Linked DNA regions of Mus musculus: region 1 is linked to region 2. The links are chromatin loops, found by intact Hi-C in ENCODE. Cell type or tissue: gastrocnemius. All regions are shown on one strand.

Evidence for each region. Peaks named below come from ENCODE experiments on the same cell type or tissue, not always from the same donor. Only the 100,000 strongest peaks of a DNase experiment are listed, where the experiment ranks them.
Region 1: a loop joins it to region 2, with 4 times the contacts of the local background. A loop is called at or near these places in 21 of 42 quality-filtered maps.

What each region holds. Positions count from the first base shown.
Region 1 is chr13:63,561,799-63,564,298 of GRCm38, forward strand. It overlaps Ptch1 (patched 1), which reads right to left. Exons shown (of 24, transcript NM_008957.3): 2 at 1,825-2,017. Among named protein-coding and RNA genes, the nearest start is that of Ptch1, 2.7 kb to the right of the region's middle. RefSeq lists an enhancer at 1,045-1,413. In gastrocnemius, no CTCF peak of the experiment used is centred here; DNase peaks (open chromatin) are centred at 1,036, 1,517, 2,176 and 2,489; H3K4me3 peaks cover 2,379 bases; H3K27ac peaks cover 1,799 bases.
Region 2 is chr13:63,431,542-63,434,041 of GRCm38, forward strand. Fancc (Fanconi anemia, complementation group C) reads right to left here and starts at 204. Exons shown (of 15, transcript NM_007985.3): 1 at 1-204. In gastrocnemius, a CTCF peak has its summit at 1,436 (motif pointing left); DNase peaks (open chromatin) are centred at 162 and 1,439; H3K4me3 peaks cover 932 bases; H3K27ac peaks cover 936 bases.

The DNA.
Region 1 (2,500 bases), 130 kb after region 2:
CCAACTGTGGAGCCATTAGCTTAACTTCTGCTCTATAGTCTTGCTGGTCAGTTTCTGTGCCTAGGACCTTACGTTCTGCTGGTTAACTTAACTTTCCAGGACCTTGCAGGGGGTGGCCTGTTCCCGCCAATACTCTCTTGCTTCCTGTCTCTCCAGTACCCCTGCCTACCTCAAGACATCTACTAAGGCCTTTTTTTCTCCTAATTTAACTTTCATGAAACAGTTCAAGTGGGAGCCTATACTCAGTGAAAATGCATTGAATTCCTGTAGTCTGAAGCACAGGGCACTGTGCAATGTCTCCATCACAGTGCCTAGCACAGGGTCAGGAACACTAGAGATACTAAGGAAATTTGTTGCCAGGGACATAGTCAGTGCTCAATAAAACTATTCTCTGAACTACCAATGACAAGGAAGCAAAGTGGGGTAAATTACCTAATGGAATCAATCCAAAAGACACTTGTATTCATTAACCAAGCTACTCAAGGCAGGAATGTGCTCTGCTCTTAAAGATTAGGATTATTATTTTGTTACTTTCCAACTAAATACTCCACCACTAGTTTTGCAAAAATAGTGAAAGCTAAGGTAACAGAATATTCTGGAAGGTTAGTTTCCAAGAGCATCCTGAAACTGGTGACCTAAGAAATTACTCATTAACCCTGGTTTCAAAATTCTGTCCTGGGTGGCTTGCAGTAGGCATGTACCAAATATTTGGGGTTGAAACATCTGCCCAACTACTCTGATGCTCAAAGCAGTGTTTGCCAGAAGCTAAAATGTTTTCAAACAAGGGGTTGGTACTTTTCAAAGAGATAACTGAGACACTAACAAAGAACGAAGGAAAAAAGAAAGCCTAAAATCACAAAGAGCAAAAAGATTCCACGGTGGTGGGGTGGGGAAAAATGGAAAACCTATTTTCAATTTACAAGTCCTTTTATAAAGCAGGTCCCCAACCCCTCCCCTTCCAAATCGAGGCACTTGGATAAAAGACACACACACACACACACACACACACACACACACACACCGAGGGAAGCTCCCGTGGCCCCTCCCATCAAACTTGCTTTCTTTTAAAATACACACACACTTGCAAGCTTAACAAATGCAACCACCCCCAAGAATAATTCCATTTAAAAAGCCCCCCCACCCGCGAGAAAACATTAATCTACTTTGCAAACATGCGTTCCAGTTTGTGCTTTACTATTTTTTTCAACTCCCCCCACCCCCCTTTGGTACCTTGAGACAAATGTTTTTTTCCCCCAGAGTTGAAAGCAGTCCAAAAACAGGACCACACACGCGGCCGCCTCCGCAGGCCCGCGAGGCGCCCGCCCCCTGCGCGCCCCGGGGGCGCGCACACTCCCTGCAGCCAGAGGGGTGGCCTTGCCCTCCACCCCCCTCTCCTTTCACCGCAGACACAGTGGGTGGGTGGGGGGTGGGGGTAAAGAAGCCGAGCTCAGGCTCCCGGATCAGAGAGGCCTTTCCCGGGCCGCGGCTCCCGGGCCAAAGCCAGGCAGGCAGCTGTGGCGAGCTTCGGGGACCACCCCCACGGCTCTGCGGAGTGGTCCGTCCCGCGCAGGGCCTCTGCGCCCCCGCCACTCTCTCCCACCACACCTAGCAAAGCGCAGCGCCCCGAGTAGATTACAGCGCGGCCTTTGTCGGGCGGGCCTGGCTACTGGCCAGCCATGCAAACAATAAACAGTCGCCCCTGGTGCGGGCAAGGGCTTCTCGTTGGCTACAAGGAGGCTCTAGGTGCATGCTGGCAAATATCTTCATCAAACACAGTAAAGGGAAGGAAGACGAAGGACGCGCTAGCGGCGCCTGATCGCTTACCTTCCACCCACAGCTCCTCCACGTTGGTCTCGAGATTAGCTGCCTTTAATCCCACAGCGAAGGCCCCAAATATGAGGAGACCCACAACCAAAAACTTGCCGCAGTTCTTTTGAATGTAACAACCCAGTTTAAATAAGAGTCTCTGAAACTTCGCTCTCAGCCACAGCGGCGCTTTCCGGCCAGTAGCCTTCCCCTGGGGACGAAGCAGAAGGGAGGAGTGAACGCCGGGGAATCGCTGTCCCCCGCACACCCGCCCGGGGATCCCCTCTGGACAGCAGTGTGGGGCGTGGGCGCCCGCGGCGCAATGCCTCTCCCTCGGACTGGAACCAGGACCATCCAGAGGAAGCCCTGGGGGCGTGGGGGCCTTGGTTGTAAATCAGTGAGACTGCAGCGTGGGAACTGTACTCTAGGGACCAGGGGGCGCCCCCACGCGTGGCCTGAGCGCCAGTCCTGAATGAGACTTGGGGTGCTGGGGAGAGAGGCTAACTGAGAAGCCACCACCAGCAGCCATGGTTTAGTACCGGGGACCTGGAGGGAGGGCCTGAGTGATCCTAGCCGAGAAGCCCAACACTAAAGAACCCCCAGGAAACGTCCCCCCTTCCCTAAGTCCTGCTCCAGCCTGTGGCCTCCTCCAGTGCCCCGGAGGCCGAGTGAAGGGCGCAAGCGCACTTAGGGA
Region 2 (2,500 bases):
GGAAACGGCGGTCTTCCCGGGTGGTCCTCACCCAGAGCTGCCTCAGCAGACTGGGCCGCGGCGGAAAAGAAGCCACCGCCCGGCTTCTGCGGCTTGAAAACTTGGCACAGCCTCACGGAACTTTTTTTGTTTTGACGTGTTTGGAATTTTCCCGCGGCCGCAAGGGAGTGGGGCTGCGCGCGCGCTCGCACGCACGCGCAGTGCACTCTGGGGCCCAGCGCGCTCCCGCGGCATGATGGGAAGATCTGAATCTCTCCTGGAGGAAGTGGGCGACTACGGGCTATAGCTAACTCGCGGCGCCGAGTGAGGGCTTTAGAGAAGAGAGAGCCCTGGAATGTGGTTCTTGAGAGACGGGAGTTGCCAGATAGGTCAAACTCCACATAGGGTTCAAGCCTGCTGGGCCCAACCACAAACGAGTTTTGTCTGTGGTTAGTGATCGCTCCAATCCCTAGTCAGGCCCATGTACTGCTTAGTTCAGGTTCAAATCGGTTCAAAGTTGCATTTACGCCACATAAGTGGAAACTTCTTGTCAAGTGAGACATGGCTTATCTTTTATTCTTGAATTTTTAACATTACATTTGTGTGCATGCCAGGTGAACCTAGAGGTCAGTTTGTGGGAATCAGTTCTCTCACTAATGCAGGTACCCAGTCTTCAACTTGGTGGTAGGAGCTTTTACCTGATGAGCGAGCCATCTTGCCAGCCCTTTCTTAAAGATTTTCAAATTTAGATCTGCATGGTTATTTACAGATGTTTGAATTGGGGAAGAGTCAGGATAACCTTAAACTTTTAGATTTTTTTGGTTTGTTTGTTTGTTTCGAGACAGGGTTTCTCTGTATAGCCCTGGCTGTCCTGGAACTCACTTTGTAGACCAGGCTGGCCTCCAACTCAGAAATCTGCCTGCCTCTGCCTCTGCCTCTGCCTCCCGAGTGCTGGGATTAAAGGCGTGTGCCACCACGCCCGGCTTAAATTTTTTTTTTTAATTAGTGCCTAAGAACCATTCGTTGTAATAAGACCACAACTTAGTGCCTTAAAAATAACATGTAGGGAGGAATATATGCCTGTAATAAATAGCTCTTATTTAAATACTCTGTTGCAGGATATTTGATCATACTGTGAATCCCGAGGTTGTATACTAGAAAAAACTATCTCTACACGTGTGGCTTAGCCCTAGCACACTCCTTTAATCCACGATCTTTCTGTTTATTGTAAATTGAATTTGAAAGAGAAGAATAAAGACTAGCCGAAAGACATTGGGTTGTAGAAAAACAACTGCTGAATTAGATTACCTGTATGCTTTAATTAAGGGAGCGGTGTAACAGATAGCTTAGCCATTAAGAGCACTGGCTGCTCTTCCAGAGAACCTGAGTTTGAGTCACAGCATCCACATGGCAGCTCACAATTATTAGTAACCCCTGTCCAAGGGATCTGATGCCCTCTTCTGGCCTCCTTCGGCACCACACTGCACAAACATTAATAAGTCATAATATCCACACACACAAAATAACAACATCAAAATTTAAAGGGAGACCCCAGGGGAACCTGATCCCAAAGTAACATGCCCTGCTTTATGGGATCAAGTGGCATCAAGCCTTTTAATATGTCATTTTAGTCAAAAAAAAATAGCACGTTTAGTGAGACAAGTGTGAATGACACCTTAGCCCTGAAAAAGCCATATAGTGACAAATTTTAAGATTTTTGTTTGTTAGTCTTTGTATTTACCAGCAAAAACAATGTGGAACTAGGTTTGTTTCTTGTCTTTTAGAGTGAAAGTAACCATTTTGGTACTCATATTTGTGTATACACACACACACACACACACACACACATATATATATATATATATGAAAAAAAGCTACCTGGAGTCAGACAACTCTTTGTGTCTCTGGGTGTTAGGAGTCTGGCCAGTCCTACTTTGTAAGTTAGCTGTCCAATGAAAGCCAGCCATAGGGAAAGCACCATGACTCTCCTCACAAGAACCTGTTTTAGGAGAAGTTTAGAAAACCCTTCCTACTTTGGAGGAAGGAAAGCTCAACCTTCTAGCTTTGTTTTAGTACCTAGATGCCAGTAATCACACAAGCTACCTGCTTTGGCTAAACAGGAAAGAAAAATAAGTTTTTATTTTGTCAAAATGAACATTATTTTAAGCCCCTGTGACTTGTCACAGGACTAAGATGAAGCACTGTAATAAAGTCAGATTTCCGTAATTAATGAAGATTCTTGTCCTTTGCCTTAAGCTTGGTCTAGAGAAAGGAACCATCCTCGGGCTAATGTATAGTTGCTTTTCCTGCAGAGACCATCAGTGAGTACATGGTTGTTACATGAGAATAGCCAAGAACAGCAAATGACATTTTAAAATTGGTGGGGCTATTGGGGCCTGAAATTATAAAGACAGGTAACCTATCTCCTTACTAAAAACATGTGAAGGCTGAAGATCAGAGGAACAACCCTAGCCTTGTGGAATCTCTAACAAGATTCCAGAAAACAAAAATCTGTGGTTTT